2 separate regions of the Homo sapiens genome follow, and region 2 is linked to region 1. The links are chromatin loops, found by intact Hi-C in ENCODE. Cell type or tissue: Panc1. All regions are shown on one strand. Links, peaks and the distances in the headings refer to the core of each region. The heading gives the core; the rest is flanking DNA.

Region 1 (9,233 bases), core at 762-8,761:
TCCAGCATTATATAACAATGTAAAATTCTTACTTTGAAAGTTAAGAGGCCTGGCATGGTGGCTCGTGCCTGTAATCCCAGAATTTTGGGAGGCTGAGTCAGGTGGATCATTTGAGACTAGCCTGGGCAACATGGTGAAACCCTGTCTCTATCAAAAATGCAAAAAATTATCCGAGTGTAGTGGCTTGCTCCTCGGAGGCTGAGGTGGGAGGATTGCTTGAGCCTGGGAGGCAGAGGTTGCAGTGAGCCAAGATCGCACCACTGCACTCTGACCTGGGTGGCAGAGTAAGACCCCATCCCTGAAAAAAGAAAGTTATGAAACTATAGCATCAGTACACTTCCTATTAACAGAGTTTATGTTGGACTTTGAAAATAAATTTTGCTGATGTAGCCACTTACAGTGAGAATTTAAGCTTAGTGCTTAAGATGGGCTCAAATCAACAGGTCCCATCGATGCTCTAAGGAGTGAGAAGAAACTATGATTTCTGCATTTGTTTTACTCCTATTTGTTTTAGCTAAGCATTACTTGTGATGTAGGGATACTGAAGAAATTCCTTTCATTTATAGGACAATTTTAATGCAGCCTCTGTAATTTCTGTGCTATCGTACCCAGATAACTAGATTCAGATAGAATGGCAGATAGAACTAAGGGTGTAATTTGTTTTTTTATATCTCTGGGACTTAAAATTCTGCCTGAGCTGGCTAAATAATTAATATTTCATTTTGCTACTTTTCATCTGCTAATCATTCTTGGAGAATACTTGTAACCTGCACAAACCTATTTTTATACAATAAGTACATTACGCCCATTTCTATAACACAGAAAGGCTGTTGTGAGGGAGGGGCCGTGTGCATTTTAAACTATTTCACTCTAATTGATGCATCATATAACAGCCCAACAGTGAGTCACCCTAATTCAAAATCTGTTAAGTCTGGAATAAAGCCAGTCTTACTTGAACATTTTTTTAGAGGACACTTTGGCTTGCCAAAAATGAAAGCTTTTCATAACGAACGTCTGGATGAGTAATAGTGAGTCTTACACGGCCTTTGAAGGGAGGTGTTTGTCATGGAGATTGTGACAACAAAGTCCCCACTAAGGCTCAGATGGCGGCAACCCCAGAAGCTTCATTGCAGAAATTGTGACAGCCCCTGGGCCTTGGCCCCTTCTTCTGGAAAATTGGCTTGGGGTATTCCAACTTTCTGTGGCAGTGAGTGAATGCAGTATTGTCATCTTAGTCATGAGCTGTAAACTGAAAAAAAAACCTAAAAAACCCCAAAAAACCCCAAAACCAAAACAAACCCCCTAATATTGTTTTCTTAAATGGAAAATATGAATGAAACAGCTTACTCTTCACCACAGTATGGTAATCTGTTTAGAGAGAATATTAATACACAACCCTACATAGCATATATATATGCATACAGCTAGCGAGCTAGCTAGATCCATCTTTGTTTTTCTTTCATATCAACCGATGTGTGGGCCTCAGTCCAAGAAGGAAATAAACACTTTCTCTTCTATGACATTTTACTGTTGTTAAGAAAACTGGGAGCGTGCAACTCCCTTTTGTGTTTTCTCCTCATCTCCCTTGCAAATAGACTTTCCTTTTATCAGCCACTGTGGTGGTTTGGGCCCATTTGTGACAGCCAGATTGTGATTTTGCTACTCACTTCCCTTCAGTGATCCAAGTAGTAATTACAAGCCATTTGATCCAAAAGCATCTGCTGTGAGAACACACGGAGTTTCAATTTTTTCTCCTTGCTGCATACTGAGCATAAGTAATTTGACATGTGGTTTCAGGACCATTGATGTAATAATAATAATAATAAATACTTCTGTGGAATGCCCTCCAAGGAGAGCTAAAGTGATTTGCAGACGTTCACTAGTCAGTCTGGAGTGACTGTGGCTGCAGCCCAGTGATGTTCCCGTGTCGTGATGGCCAGTTGGAGCTGACTGCAAGGTGATCTGAGCAGCAGTGGCCAGAACAGTGGCCCAGGGCTTTGGAACAAAGGATGATTCTCAGGAAGTTCTTTATAGTGGCCATCGCTGAAATGCAGTAGCTACTCCCAGTACAGTATAATGCCCTGATCCAGCCTCAGCTTCCAAAAAAAATCTTTACAATTTATGTCTTTCAAATGCAATTCCTCCCATCAGTCTCCTAACCACCCCACGAGGCTGGCGTTTTTAACCTCTTTTGAAGGTGAAGGAACAGAAGTGCAGAGGCACTAGATAACAGCCCCTAACAAGGCTGAGATTTGACCTGGATTGCCTTGCTATTATTGTATTTTTTCTGTCTCCATTTGCATTCTCAGGACCAGGAAACCTTGAAGAGGCTAGTTGGAAATATATATATATATATATATATATATATATATATATATATATATATTTTTTTTTTTTTTTTTTTTTTTTTTCTTTGATGGGAGGAAGTAGAGTAGGAGGCGTGGTAGGTGCGTAACAGTCCTGGCAAAGGTAGCCAACCGTGGAATTCTGGGTGGTTAAAAAGGTTAATTTAACATAGCAGCATCTTTGACATGGGTAACCTGGAAAAAGAGTTTTCCAGATGGCTCCATTTTTAATGCTTATTTTTAGGATTCTCTCTTCTTTTTATGAAAAGAATATTGGAGAATATTTCATCTGGCTTCCTGAAACTAAAGCATGTGTATTTTCAACTTGGATAGCATTGACCTTCCTTCAGAGAATTAATCCAACTTTCCCTCCAAATGGGCAAAGCTTACAACAACCTAAGAGATCTGTAAGCACCAAGTAGCTTTTTCTTTTTCTAGTTTTAATAAATTAATTTTAAATTCTTGGTGCTTCCTTTGAATAACCAGGTTTTACTTTTCTTGAACTGTATACATTTGTGAGGGTTGTGTGTGTGTGTGTGTGTGTGTGTGTGTGTGTCTGTCTGTCTGTCTGCCTAACACACACCAAAAATTACATTTAACTTTTCATTGAGGGACTCTCTTGAGAGGGTCTTACTCTTTGATGGCCTTGGCTTTGATAGGCGTCTTCTCTTCTATGGTTCACTAGATCTTGGGTCAACAGTGTAGACTCAGAAAACCATTGCTCAGAGCAGTTGTAGCACAGCACCTTGTTTAATGGATTTTAATAGGATTATTTCTTTTGTCCTTCCATCCTTCCATCTATCTGCACACTTTTCTCTTGTCCAGAACTTATTCTCCTTCAATAATCTGTTAATTTTTCTTCTCGAAGCTTCCAGAGAGCATTAAGAACTTGACACTATGTCAACAGATTTGAGTAAGATACTGAAAACGGACAGCGTTTACCCTTCTGCCTGTAATATGACTGTGAATTTCTAGTTGTATCCAGCTCAGCACTGAAGTTTTGGGTGTGTCCTGGGTGTGGGACGCACTGTGTTAATGGCTGAGGGAGAATGAGGATGCAGAAGACAAAGCCTCTGCTGGTATTCATCTTCTCCTGGTGCGGGACTTAGAAGTGACTCTCCTGTGAGCTGGGCTTTGCCAAATGCTGTACCAGGGACATAGGAGAGTAAACTCATCTAAGTGAGAGGACTTGAGGGCAGAGAAAGGAGAGATAGGAGAGAATTCATAAGACAGGGGCATTTTAAACCAGGTTGGAGGGTATATATGGTTTCAGCACTGACTCTACTTGTAAGGACGGTACAGCAGAGAGAGGAGATGGAAGTGAGCACCGGTGTGGAGCAGGAGCATGCCACTCCCTTCTGGGGAATGTTCCCTGAGCCATTCTGTTCAATGGGAACATGGTGTGTGGCTTAGAATAATGGAAAGTAATCAGGAGATTTGGGTTGCACCCATTTTATATAAAGGGAGTTAACTGCCAGGCGGGCATTCTGTGTAGTATAGTGGTGGTGTGAACCAGCTCATCCCAGACTTCCACCCTTCAGATCCCCGGAGTACCATAGGCACTAGTTGTGTAAACTTGGGCAAGTTTCTAGAATTTCCTGAGCCATATTTTTCTTGCCTTTTCCATAGGAAGTGATGATGGTGCCTTCCTGAGAGGGCTGGCTGTGAGTGGTGAGTGAACTGATGGCACATCAGGAGCTTGTTTCATTTGGTCTCACGAGATGCAGTCTTTTTTTTTTTTTGAGATGGAGCCTCCCTCTGTCGCCCAGGCTGGAGTGCAGTGGCACGATCTTGGCTCACTGCAACCTCTGCCTCCCAGGTTCAAGCTGTTCTCCTGCCTCAGCCTCCTGAGTAGCTGGGGCTACAGACGCGTGCCACCATGCCCGGATAATTTTTATTTTTAGTAGAGATAGGGTTTTACCATGTTGGCCAGGCTGGTCTTGAACTCATGACCTTAGGTGATCCACTGGCCTCGGCCTCCCAAAGTGCTGGAATTACAGACGTGAGCCATGGCGCCCGGCCAAGTGATACAGTCTTTCTCTGATTGTCAGTAACGGTGAGAACAAGAGGGTGTGAAGGCACAGTGTTAATTTGTACTGCTCATGTTCCTCCCACACCTGTTTATCCATAATTACGTTCTTCCTGATCTCCAAAAGTGCAGCAGTAAATTAATTGCTCTGTCACCCTCAGTGGGAGCCTGTGACTTCCTCCGGGCCTTGTTCTTTGTGATGTTTCTTACTCCACAGTGACCTCTGCTGGGTTTTAGTTTGCTTCTCAACAAGCCTGGTTTCAGAGGTGGGGCCTGCACCTTTAAGGCAGCATCTGTTTGTTGCTAAGCACCGGGTTGAAATCACTGCCCAGATGAAAAGTACCCGAGAGAATGAACCAGGGAAAAAAATGTGCCTGTGTAAGACAAGAGCCTTTAGCAGAGAGTGTCCGGGCTGGTTCCTGGCATCCCTGGCTCCTTGCATCTGGTCCTGTCTTTTCCTTTGGCATTGGCACGTGTGGGGATGTGCATTCTGGCTGTGATCATCCTTCCAGAAAAATGTACTGAAAGCGACAGATCCAAGACAAATCCAGAAATGTCACTTCAAAATTGAGCACCATGTTTTCAAAAAGATGGCACAGAGAGACAGATTTTTCCCTTGCTTTCTTCTTTTAAATTTCTTTACGATGTCTCTTCTAGTTTTTAAATCCTGCATAGGAGGATCTTTTACTTTGTATTTAAAAATGCATGGAATTCAAAGTAAAATCACCCATTAATGATAACTTTAAAGTATGATGAATGATATATAATAATGTGATAGTATTGAATCTACAGGTGACATTTTCTGGTATGTAAGGTGTTTCACATAAGTGACCTCTTTTGCTCACAAAAACTTAAGTAACAAGTAATTTTTTCAATATGAATTATATTAATAATATCCTCTTTTACAAAACAGGAGCTGAATCGTACGTAGCAAGGTAAATCTTGTCCTAGGCCACACTTTGCTGGTAGAGTCTGTGACTTTTGATTTCGAAGCCCCAAATCTTTTCTTTACTGCTATGTGAATATAAGAACCTACCCAGAGAGAAACATGTCTACATCGCTTAAGAAATGTATGCTATTTTTGTTATGAATTACAAAAGGACGTATTAGCATGAAGTCAGCAATTGTTGTGATGATGTAGTTGGCACACTACACTTTTTTGGGAAAGGCTTCCTGAAGGTGGTATTCTTTGAGATGATTTTCCAACAGTGTCTATGTGTGAGATAGCTGAAGGATAGAGAAAAGATTTCCCAGGACTATGGGTTAATTTTAAGGAACAAATAGATTTCTGTCAGTGATGAGTCAGGCTAAAATTAAAAAGAAGAAACAAAGACAAAAACACAGATAGTCTTAGAAGAGAAAGCTTGTGCTGGATTAAGTGCAGTTCAGAGTCAGGATGGCAGGCAGATGTCAGTGACCATGGACAAGGTGTGTCTGGAATTCAGTGGGAGGTCAGAGAGGGATTATGGCTGAGATGCAGGCTTCACAGTGGCCCTTCTCAACCATGATCCCAGAGCAGTAAGCGTGGATACTCAGCAGCCCTTACATGGATTGCGGTGTTCTTTTTTTATTTTTTGAGACAGACTCTTACTCTGTTGCCCAGGCTGGAGTGCAGTGGCATGATCTTGGCTCACTGCAACCTCTGCCTCCCAGGTTCAAGCGATTCTTCTGCCTCAGCTTCCCAAGTAGCTGGGACTACAGGCGCACGTCAGCACACCTGGCTAATTTTTGTATTTTTAGTAGAGACGCTGTTTCACCATGTTGGCCAGGCTGGTCTCGAACTCCTGACCTCAGGTGATCCACCCGCCTTGGCCTCCCAAAGTGCTGGGATTACAGGCGTGAGCCACCGTTCCCAGCCGGATTGTGGTGTTCTAACTTGGCATAAGCGGTCAATTGACACAGTGGAAAGAACACAGGACAGGCAGTCACTAACTTTCACTCTGCTTCCCATGGCTGCAGTTTCATCTGATAAAATGAGTGAGGAAACGTTGTCAGCCTCAGAGGGCTGTGAGAAGCCAGTGATGTGAAGCGTGTGAGCGTTTACTCTAAATACTCCGTAAATGAACAGGACATTTGGCCGGTGGTTTCCTTCATTTGTTAATCAAATTTGTCTGCATTTTCTTTTGGCATCTACAAACAGGTCGATGAACTTCTGCATATATATGGTTCAACAGTAGACGGTGTTCCCCGAGACAATGCATGGGAAATCCAGACTTATGTCCACTTTCAGGACAATCACGGAGTTACTGTAGGGATCAAGCCAGAGCACAGAGTAGAAGATATTTTGACTTTGGCATGCAAGGTAACGGATTTTGCTGCAGAAATATATTTCTGAATAGAAATAATCATTAATGTTGCAATCTTATGCCTTCTAAATTCATGTGATATTCAAGGGCCCAGTTTCCATGCCAGGGAACATATTAGCATATTTATTAGTTAATATATTTATTAGCATATTCATTAATTTGCATTCTATTCCTTGATCTCTTTAGAAGAATGAGTTATTAGGTCATGATCCCACACTTCCATGAAGAACCTGAGCTAATCTACTGAAATTCTATGTATACTTTGATATCTAGAATAATTATGAAATCCGTTGCTATTTAAGTTACTTAGAGATGGTGTGTTATAAGAAGGCGGCATAAACTTTGAGGTAATTTAATTTAATCCTAAATAGTTTTATCGGATTTCTCCAGATTAAACACGAAACTTGATATATTCACAGTTGCTTTATGGAGATTAATATAAGATGATGTTTTATTCATTTTTCAAACTGGGTTTCATTCCTGATCTGAGAAGGGAGTTTATGGTAAGTCTTAAAGAGAGCCCTCTGAGAGAGAATATATTCAGCAACATCAGATCAGAAGCTTTTAGACCACCAGGTGGTGCAGTAGAGCTTAAATAGTTTTAAGTTTCCAGAGAAAATACAATCAACTATGTTGAAATGGTGAAAAAGGCATATAGAGTTTGGCAACACTTAATCATGTGCACTTAATAAATGTGAAAAATGTTTAATTTTAGTCCCCCTTTTTCACTTTGACTTGAAACATTAGGATTCTCTACATTTATATGTAGTTTATATCCTTAGGAACTTAATTTCCTTTTGCTCCCATATGTAACGTTTTTATTCAGAAAACCAACAATGTTCTATACCAATGATATCCTCCATTAAACTGATAATTTTCTGAGTAATAAAGGGTATCAGAAGTAGTGGGTCAGCTGGGAGCAGTGGCTCATGCCTGTAATCCCAGCACTTGGGGAGGCCGAGGAGGTCAGGAGATCGAGACCATCCTGGCTAACACGGTGAAACCCCGTCTCTACTAAAAATACAAAAAATTAGCTGGGTGTGGTGGCGGGCGCCTGTAGTCCCAGCTACTCGGGAGGCAGAGGCAGGAGAATGGCGTCAACCTGGGAGGTGGAGCTTGCCTTAAGCCGAGATGGCTCCACTGCACCCCAGCCTGGGCGACAGAGCAAGACTCCGTCTCAAATTAAAAAAAAAAAAAAAAAAAAAAAGATGTAGTGGGTCAATTTGACCCAGTTAGAGCATAGGCCTGAGATAAATTTCTCACTGTTGAAAATATGCATGCGAGAGAAAATATGAGTGTGTGTGCGTACACATTTTCGTTTTGAAAGTTTTTGGAGTAGGACATTCTTAAGTCTGTAGATTTGTTAACATTTTACAAATTTCTGTACTTTAGTAATGAGAAACAAGGTTAGGCTTAACCTAACTAAAGAGATGGCATTTGCTGAGCTGATAAGATTTATTTTACTGTCAGATATGTTCTACCGTAATCTCTTAAAAATGCATCTCTTGCCTTTAATCATAAGCAATATTGTTCAGCGAAAACCTTCTTAAAAATAATTGTCCTCCTTTACTTTTTTGCATACAAGTATTTATTTATTTATTTATTTATTTGAGTTGGAGTCTTGCTGTTATCACCCAGACTGGAGTGCAGTGGTGCTACCTCAGCTCACTGCAACCTCCACCTCCTGGGTTCAATCGATTCTCCTGCCTCAGCCTCCCGAGTAGCTAGTATTATAGGTGTGTGCCACTACACCTGGCTAATTTTTGTATTTTTACTATAGTCGATGTTTTGCTGTATTGGCTAGGCTGGTCTCCAACTCCTGACCTCAAGTGATCCACCCGCCTTGGCCTCCCAAAGTGCTGGGATTACAGGTGTGAGCCGCTGCCCCTGGCCTGCATACAAGTATTTAAATTCGAGCTCTTATATAGGTTTAAATTCAGCAAATTATATGCAGTATTCTTTTAGAGATTTCTACTTTGATTTTTAATAAGCCTGCTAACCAATGATGGATTTAGAAAGAGCATTTAAAATCTGAATAACTGTCTTTTTCTTTATAGATGAGGCAGTTGGAACCCAGCCATTATGGCCTACAGCTTCGAAAATTAGTAGATGACAATGTTGAGTATTGCATCCCTGCACCATATGAATATATGCAACAACAGGTAAGTGTGCACTAGCTTTAGGAAGGGAAACTGAACCACATCTATGGCCCTTTGATTTTGAAAAATGTCATTTTTGGGGAAAATTCTGTTTAAATTTGGCGTCTAGTTTGGAAACAGTCTCTATATAAACGGTATCTTAACAGCTTTCTTGTTTTATGAAAAATAGTGTCAAAGTAATTTTTTGAGGTATCATAACATGAGATCCTCTGATTTTGTTGTTTTCACCTTTTGCAGGTTTATGATGAAATAGAAGTCTTTCCACTAAATGTTTATGACGTGCAGCTCACGAAGACTGGGAGTGTGTGTGACTTTGGTGAGTGTAAGGAATGCCCCTTTCAGGGAATTGTGTTGTTCATCTTTGCCTACTTTGCCCCAGCATCTTTGGACTTAA
Region 2 (9,233 bases), core at 161-8,160, 170 kb before region 1:
TATGATTATGAGATTGAGAGACCCTTTGCCAAATATTTGACTCTCTAAATGGACTTTATCAATAACAAAGTGCTGAAAGTTAAAATACATAAAGGTTGATCCGTTTTTTTCCGAAGCGTGGAATTGTGGCAAGGTTATTGTATTGGATATTAACAGCTCTAGATTCTGTTGTGGAATATACCTTTTACCCATTTGGCAGGTCACCTAAACATTTGAGGGAGCCAGGTGTAGTGGTGCACGCCTGTAATCCAAGCTACCCAAGAGGCTGAGGCACAAGAATTACTTGAACCCGGGAGGCAGAGGTTGCAGTGAGCCGAGATCACACCACTGCACTTCAGCCTAGGCAACAGAGTGAGACTCTGTCTCAAAAAAGAAAAGAAATTACTTGTCCCCATTTTCACAGCCTCCCTGGCCCCAGAGAACAGAAAAGTCAGAGAGGTGGAAGACTCGACGCTCCCAGCTGTGCCTCAGCTGTGGGCCAAGTCTCCACCGGGGCCAAAGGGGACACTCTTGTGGGAGGAGCAGAGGGGCCCACATCTCCCCTCTCGGCTCCCCCATGCACACTGCCTTATCTCTCCCCCTCTAGCCAGGAATCGGTTGTGTGTTTCCTCTGCCAATTTACTGTGATTGTGTATGTGCTGCTACCACCGCAGCTGCCACGGTGGGGCAGGGAGGAGGCCAACATGGTGAAACCCTGTCTATACTAAAAATACAAAAATTAGCTGGGTGTAGTGGCAGCTGCCTGTACTCCCAGCTACTCAGGAGGCTGAGGCAGGGAGAATCACCTGAACCTGGGAGATGGAGGTTGCAGTGAGCCAAGATTGACGGAGCGAGACTCCATCTCTCCCAACTCCCCCCAGAAAAGTGCATTCTGTTGAGTCTGTTGTGTGAGATGTTTTGCACTTATGTGACTTTTATCAGTGCCTTTGCTTTTTGTATTTTTAGTAGAGATGGGGTTTTGCCCTGTTGGCCAGGCTGTCCTGAACTCCTGACCTCAGGTGATCTGCCTGCCTCGGCCTCCGAAAGTACTGGGATTACAGGCATGAGCCACCGTGCCTAGCTGTGATGAGTAATTTCTGCACCAGTCCTGCTGTAGGCTACCTGCAAGACAAGATGTTTGATTGGAAGGCTGGTCAGAGTCACTTCTAGCTCCTGGTCTGTAGTCTTTCCAGAGTCTTCCTAGTGTGCCTCAGTAAGTCAGAGTAGTCAAGGCCCATACTCTGTATGTAGTAGCCAGGCTAATCCTTGGAGTTCACCCCAAATTTCCAATACCATCTTTCTGTTTTTGTTTGTTTTAGATGGAGTCTTGCTCTGTCACCCAGGCTGGAGTGCAGTGACATGATCTTGGCTCACTGCAACCCCCACCTCCTGGGTTCACGCGATTCTCCTGCCTCAGCCTCCCGAGTAGCTGGGACTTGTTACAGGCGCCCGCCACTACGCCCAGCTCATTTTTTGTACTTTTAGTAGAGACGGGGTTTCACCGTGTTAGCGAGGATGGCCTCAATCTCCTGACCTTGTGATCTGCCCGCCTCGGTCTCCCAAAGTGCTGGGATTATAGGCATGAGCCACTGCGCCCGGCCTCTTAATACCATCTTTTTTTCCAAGTCTGTTACTCTGTTATGTAACCTGGTATTTTGAGCTTAGCTGTAGGACATTTACTTACCAGGCGAATAGACTATTGCATCACCTTTAACTCCTCTTTCTTTGGTACCATTGCTTTGTAAATATAGTAGGCTCCAAAAGAAGATGTGCCCAAGATGGATTTATAGAGTGGGGAGAGGTCGCTGAGGTGGGCACACAGTCTGGAGCATCCCTCACTGCCAGAGTTTGCAGTGAGTCCCTCTCAGCTTCCCAGGCAGGCCTTCACTTACCTTAAGCCATTTGCCCCATGTGAAGAGGCAGAAGGCAGTCATGGAGTAACCCATGATGAGCCAGTGGATGGTCAGTTGCACCAGAGTAGAAGGCTTGGAGGATGGTAATGGAGGTCAGGTTGCCCAAGGCAAGGCTCTCTCCAATTAGCCTGGCAGCCTGAGGAGGGAGGAGTAGCTCATCAGCAGCTTGTCCCTCATTTCCCCTTTCACCTCCACCCTGGAGGCCTGCCTGTCTTTCCACAATAAAAATGAGGAATTCCGTCTGGAAGCAGGCCAGGCATCCTGAGTACAGGCTATGCCAGAGGGCCAGGAATCTTGGAGAGACCCTGAGAGAGTTTTTTGTTTTTGTTTTTGTTTTTTATTTTTTATTTTTGAGATGGAGTCTAGCTCTATTGCCCAGGCTGGAGTACAGTGGCACGATCTCGGCTCACTGCAACCTCCACCTCCTAGGTTAAAGCAATCCTCTTGCCTCAGCCTCCTGAGTAGCTAGGACTACAGGTGTGCACCACCATGCCTGGCTAATTTTTGTATTTTTACTAGAGACGGGGTTTCACCATGTTGGCCAGGCTGGTCTTGAACTTCTGACCTCAAGTGATCCACCCACCTTGGCCTCTCAAAGTGCTGGGATTACAGGGGTGAGCCACCTCACCTGGCACTGTGAGAATTCTTTACTTTTTTTTTTTTTTTTGAGATGGAGTTTTGCTCTTGTTGCCTAGGCTGGAGTGCAATGGTGTAATCTCGGCTCACTGCAACCTCTGCCTCCCGAGTTCAAGTGATTCTCCTGCCTCAGCCTCCTGAGGGATTGCAGGCGCCTGCCACCACGCCCAGCTAATTTTTCTATTTTTAGTAGAAATGGGGTTTCACCATGTTGGTCAGGCTGGTCTTGAACTCCCGACCTCAGGTGATCTGCCTGCCTCGGCATCCCAAAGTGCTGGCATCACAGGCGTGAGCCACTGCACCTGGCCAGATTCTTTACTTTCAAGGAATTTGAATCATTTGAAAAAGTCACTGGAGAAAAGGGTGGGTAAGGAGGAGCCACTGACTGACTAGTTCTTGGATCGAGCCGCCTGCCTCTGGGTCCTCGAGCCTCGAGGAGTAGAGGGCAGGGAGGCTCCCACGTGTAGCCCCCCGGGGTCCTGGAGGCAGTGCTGCCTGATTAGTTTTACAGATGGGAGGCCGACCCACGGCAGAGCTGGTGATCAGTGACCGAGTGCCTACCAAGTCCCTGACGTTGAGGTCAGTGGGGAACCAGATACACTCTAATGCTGCCCACACTCTAGTGGTAGGGACAAACAAGTAAAGAAGATGTTTATAATCAGGGCAGCAGAGGACATAAGTCCTGTGGCAGAGCTGCAGTAACACCCAGGGCTCAAGGCACTTTTTTTTTTCAAATCGGAGTCTCGATCGGGCATGGTGGCTCATGCCTGTAATCCTAGCACTTTGGGAGGCTGAGGTGGGTGGATCACAAGGTCAGGAGTTCGAGACCAGCCTAGCCAACATGGTGAAACCCTGTCTCTACTCAAAATACAAAAATTACCGGGTGTGGTGGCGCATGCCTGTAATCCCAAATACACAGGAGGCTGAGGTGGGAGAATCTCTTGAACCCTGGAGGCGGAGGTTGCAGTGAGCTGAGATTGTGCCATTGCACATCAGCCTGGGCGACATTTTTAGAGACTGTCTCCCCCACCTCCCCCCACCAAAAAAAAAAAAAAAGAAAAAAAAAAGACACAGTGTTACTCTGTTGCCCAGGCTGGAGTGCAGTGGCGTGATCTCGGCTCACCACAACCTCCACCTCCCGGGTTCAAGCGATTCTCCTGCCTCAGCCTCCTGAGTAGCTGGGATTACAAGTGCCCACCACCACACCCAGCTAATTTTTTTGTATTTTTAGTAGAGATGAGGTTTCACCATGTTGGCCAGGCTGGCCTCAAACTCTTGACCTCAAGTGATCCACTTGCCTTGGCCTCCCAAAGTGTTGGGATTACAGGCATGAGCCACTGTGCCCGGCCAATTTTTGTATTTTTTGTGGAGAAAGGGTCTTGCCATGTTGCTCAGGCTGGTCTACTAGGATTACAGGTGTAAGCCACTGCGGCTGGTCTGCTACTGGCTTTTTGATCGTACTTTGAGAAACTGCCCTAAATAAAGTAAGACTTGCGCTTGTAGGGCATTCAGTGTGTGGAGGGTGTGGGGGAGTGGAGTCAAGGTCTCTCTTCCCGTCTCTTTTCCCTGCATGATGCCCCTTTGCATAGGCTTGCATAGGATTGTGAGGATCTAACCATGTTAGTTAACTTGCCAGAGATGGGCAAGAGATTTGTAGGCCAGTCACATATAAATGCAGCACAGGTTTTCTTATTTCAGGGTGATCCATGGTTTGACAGGAACCATTTTTCTTTTTCTTTCTTTCTTTCTTTTTTTTTTTTTGAGAGGGAGTCTCGCTCTGTCGCCCAGGCTGGAGTACAGTGGCACAATCTCGGCTCACTGCAAGCTCCGCCTCCCGGGTTCACGCCATTCTTAAGGAAATTTTTAAGGAAAACATCTGGTTTCTAAAGAAGAGGTTTGTTGAATATATTAGTTATAAGCATACTGACAGTGAAAACGATTAGGTAAAATGTCAGGTTACTTAAAAACATCATTTTGTAATGAATATTAGTGAGAAAGCATTTCTGTCTCTTCAATAAAGGCCATTTCCTGAGGGATACCAACAGGCAGGACTTTGCTTAGTTCTATTTCAGTTTACCATGTAATTGGAATTTTAAAATGACCTGTCTTAAAAAATCTGGGGATGTCACTAAGTCAGACTGTCATCAGTTTCACCCTGGCCATTAGTCTAAACGTGTGAGGAAATTGAGCCCGTCGGATGGTTGCCATTGCAGGAGTCTTGGTGTGTGTCGAGAAGAGAATGTCACTGCAGCGTGGCATTTTCTGAAAAGCTGTCTGTCACTGAAGCTAAATTTTGATAGCTTGATAAATCACATTAGAAAATTCACTAAGGCGTGGAGTGTACAGAGTTGGCAGCCAACAGTTGGAATTTTCGGCAAACCAACAAGTGGGTTGTTCCGAAATATGTGGACACGTACATATGTAATTGTCGACCTTAAATAATACATCATATGGCTTTTTCCATTGTCTAAAGGAAAATCTCTAAACATTTATAGAGTGCATTGAAAATTCTTGAATAATTTCAAGATATAAAAGTACATTTATATTTCTGTGTGTGATAGATGATAATATGACACACTTGAAAACTGTGTTTGTTGTAATTTCTCATTTGGCATTCTTAAAATTTGCTAAAATAGCATGACACTGAGATGTGGCTTACAGTTAGTGGTTAGTCCGGATAGTGCCTCTTATGTATATATTACGCAGAAAGTCAGCAAAATCACCTGTGCACATGACGAACATATACCTCAAACCTCAAGAAATATAAGGCACAGAGAAATCAATTGCCTCAGGCTAGGGGTGAAACACAGTCACTTTCCTACTCATTTCCAGGTCTCTGAACCAGGTTTTCCTGGAAGGAGCTGTCTCCATTTAGTAATATTGCCAAGTTTTGTCTCTTTGGTACTCACTGGTGGTCACTGATAGTCTAAGGGACCTTCCTTTTCTGGAAATAATTTTTTTTTTTTTAACCTGCTCCTTGCAGAGCAGGGCTACCCCGCAGGCAGTGTGCCCAGAGAAGCTGGAAGTAAATTTCTCAGCATCACTCAGTTCTTCTGAGGCTCAGTGTCTGGAATGTACGTATATTCCACTCTCTTGAATTATTCCTTGAAACTCAAACTTTTATTTGACCCTTTTGGATGTGGATGTTTGTATTGTGAGAAAAGAAAAATGCGCTGACTGTACTGTAGCAGTGTTTGGAAACCTTACTGTGATGTGTTTGTGTTTTCAGTGGGTGAATCTGTAGTTAGGTTCAGTGTTTTGGGGCAGTTGCTTAGCATGTACTGCCTTGGAGTTGTAGGATTGAAATAGGAGAGGAAGAGCATAATGGAAAGCACATTAGGTATTGTTCCAGAACAGAGGTTCTCAAACTTCAGGGCATCAGAATCACCTGGAGGGCTTGCTAACGCATAAATCTCTGGGTCCTGTCCTCTGTTTCTGACTCAGAAGATCTTTTTTTTTTTTTTTTTTTTTTTTTTTTGAGGCAGGGTCTCGCTCTGTCACCGAGGCTGGAGTGTAGTGGTACAATCTTGGCTCACTGCAGCCTCCACCTCCAGGGTTCGGGCGATTCTTGCACCTCAGCCTTCTGAGTAGCTGAGACTACAGCCGTGAGCCACCATGCCTGGCTAGGTTTTGTATTTTTAGTAGAGATAGAGCTTCACCATGTTGCCCAGTCTGGTCTTGAACTCCTGAACTCAGGTGGTCTGCCTGGCTTGGCCTCCCAAAGTTCTAGGATTACAGGTGTGAGCCACCATGCCTGGCCCTGACTCAGAAGATCTGAGTTCGGCCTGATAATTTGCATCTCTATGATGTTTCTAGGTGATGCTGCCACTGTGGCTGATCTGGGGCCGCATTTGGAGAGACTGTGTTCTGGAGGCTCAGTGTTGGTCTATACTGAGTGGAGATGTGGATCCGTAGACGTCATTCAGCTTCTCAGGGTCTGGGTTTGTATATACCTCTTGGTCCAGGCAGTATTAGTGATTTTCTTGAAAATCAGAGGAATCCTTTGTTCCAAACTACGACTTACGTGAAACCAAGACCCAAATATATAATATACAAAAGGGATGAAATGGAAATTATATTAATTACGCAGTTGTAAGGGACAGAAGGCCCCTTGGGCCCCTCTGAAGGACCTAATACAGTTGTGAATCCAGTGGAAGAGAGGATTTCTAAGGTCCCTCGCACCCATAGCTTTCTCTGATTCTGTATACTCTTTTTTTTTTCTCTTTTTCCAGGCTGAGTCTCACTCTGTCACCCAGGCTGGAATGCAGTGGTGCAATCTCGGCTCACTGCAACCTCCACCTCCTGGGTTCAAGTCATTCTCGTGTCTCGGTCTCCTGAGTAGCTGGGACTACAGGCGCCCGCCACCACACCTGGCTAATTTTTGTATTTTTAGTAGAGATGGGGTTTTGGTCTTGAATTCCTGGCCTCAAGTGATTTGTGTGCCTCAGCCTCCCGAAGTCCTAGCACTACAGGCGTGAGCCACCACGGCTGGCCAGATTCTGTATACTCTTGAAACTGTAGACTGTTAGAGAGTGGAAAGAATCTAAGCGGAAGACTTATGACTTTGAGGTTGTGCCTTTTGATATAAGAAGCTATGTTTAGGATATATAAATAGGTAGGCAATAAATTAGCTTGAGATTTTCATGGTAGCAACAGCTCATAAAAGATCCACAGCTCATTTCTAGTAGAACTGGGGAAATTCTAGTAAGAAAAGAAATGGGGTAAAGGGTTTGGGTAACACTGATGTGGCTGTGATCTTTGTGTGCAGCTGGTATGTGTAATTGAATTGAAATAATTTAACCCATTTTAATTTTCATTTATTTATTTTTTTGAGATGGAGTTTCGCTCTTGTTGCCCAGGCTGGAGTGCAATGGCACGATCTCGGCTCACTGCAGCCTGTGCCTCCTGGGTTCAACCCATTCTCCTGCCTCAGCCTCCCGAGTAGCTGGGATTACAGGCATGCGCCACCATGCCCGGCTAATTTTCTATTTTTAGTAGAGACGGGGTTTCTCCATGTTGGTCAGGCTGGTACCTCCCAACCTCAGGTGATCCGCCCGCCTCGGCCTCCCAAAGTGCTGGGATTACAGGCATGAGCCACTGCGCCCAGCTTACAAAAATTAAATTTAGGCCAGGCGCGGTGGCTCATGTTGGCCAGGCCGGTCTCGACCTCCTGACCTCAGGTGATCCGCCCGCCTCGGCCTCCCAAAGTGCTGGGCCTGATGGTGAAACCTGTCTCTACTAAAAATACAAAAATTAGCCAAATGTGGTGTCATGCGCCTGTAATCCTAGCTACTCGGGAGGCTGAGGCAGGAGAATCGCTTGAACCCGGGAGGCGGAGGTTGTGGTGAGCTGAGATCGAGCCATTGCACTCCAGCCTTGGTGACAAGAGTGAAACTCTGTCTCAAAAAAAAAAAAAATTAAATTTAGGAGCTGTTCTTTTCAGTCCTTGGTAATGTTGAGTGAGTCCTCTGTAACATGGAATGACCAAAACCAAAACCAAAACCAAGCCAAACCAAAGGGATTCTTAGGATATTTCAGGCGGTTATGCAATTTGTAAGACTCTAGGGGTCTTTACAACTCCTCACTTTCAGGAGTGGAGGGGTAGTTATGGAATTGACACTGGTTAGGAGACCTTTTGGACAGGCGATCATTTAATCTGTGCTTATCTTTTGAATTAGAAAATTTCTCCCTTGGACCTGACCTACATAGCTGCTGCCTTCCATGAGTTTGTTTCCATTTATAATCCTAATGAACAGTATTGAGATCCTGTGGCTTCTCAATTTTCATATCATAGCAAAATAACTGAGTGTGAGATATTTATTTTGAAAAACTTAGACGATCACTTCAGTCAGTCTTAGTTCTGAACAATGAAACAGCTTGTCTCAATGCACACTTCCTTCGGTCATATTGATCTATTTTTCTCCTCAGAGTGTCTGACAATGGTTTGCCCTGTGACTGGTATATAATTTAAACATGTGCTAAGCATAATTTTAGTTCCTTTGGGATCACCCTCAGTTTTTATACCTCATCTGGCTCTCACAATTCCATTTAATTACAGCTATTTTGATATTTGGCCAAGTCACTAAAACCAGTCAACTCTCTTATGGGGAGACAGTAAACTTTTGATCAGCATATCACTGGAAGTGAAATTCTTCTGCAAACAGACACTTTTTCAGGAATTATTCTTGTAAATGCAGAGAGGCGTTGGCAGTCTTTTGATACTTTTGGAGGGGTTTTGGTGGGTGCCAGATGGTGCGTAGCTACTGTATGCTTGGAAAATGTTAACGAGAGGCTCAGCTTTTCTGAGTGTGTGTTTTGGCTTTTTGAGATAGCTTCCATGTAGGAAGAAACTTCTTTTAAGACCAAATGTAGACTCTGGATTTCCTCCAAGAGAAGTATTGTAAATATATCAAAGCTGATGCTGTACTGAATTTCTTTATAGAAAGAAAAAAAGGAGTAGTTAATAAATAACATACAGTGTTTGAATAGAGCCTACAATTTCAAAGAGTTCATCTTTCCTTATGGCCAGTTTATTACAAACAGTTTATGTTCAAACCTTGTTTTTCTCCACCCCTTGCGTTGTCATATTTCATTTTGTACTGTACGGCCCACATTTCTTATCCTGTTCTTTACTATGAGAGTTCACTGAGCAAAAGTAAGTCCACAGAGCAGGAAGGGAATGATAATCCTTAACAGTATTTTGAT

Evidence for each region. Peaks named below come from ENCODE experiments on the same cell type or tissue, not always from the same donor. Only the 100,000 strongest peaks of a DNase experiment are listed, where the experiment ranks them.
Region 2: a loop joins it to region 1, with 4 times the contacts of the local background. A loop is called at or near these places in 14 of 110 quality-filtered maps.

The regions. Positions count from the first base shown.
Region 1 is chr6:155,170,302-155,179,534 of GRCh38, forward strand. TIAM2 (TIAM Rac1 associated GEF 2) reads left to right here. Exons shown (of 27, transcript NM_012454.4): 10 at 6,515-6,676; 11 at 8,738-8,842; 12 at 9,077-9,155. Among named protein-coding and RNA genes, the nearest start is that of CLDN20, 89 kb to the right of the region's middle. RefSeq lists enhancers at 946-1,005, 1,046-1,465, 1,496-1,555, 4,678-4,737 and silencers at 6,231-6,360, 7,713-7,915. In Panc1, for the core only: CTCF peaks have their summits at 4,615 (motif pointing left), 4,821 and 7,247 (motif pointing right); DNase peaks (open chromatin) are centred at 998 and 4,570; H3K4me3 peaks cover 1,252 bases; H3K27ac peaks cover 7,723 bases.
Region 2 is chr6:155,003,114-155,012,346 of GRCh38, forward strand. All of the region lies in intron 1 of TIAM2 (TIAM Rac1 associated GEF 2), which reads left to right. It also overlaps the pseudogene LOC100421330. Among named protein-coding and RNA genes, the nearest start is that of TIAM2, 12 kb to the left of the region's middle. In Panc1, for the core only: no CTCF peak of the experiment used is centred there; no DNase peak of the experiment used is centred there; H3K4me3 peaks cover 216 bases; H3K27ac peaks cover 602 bases.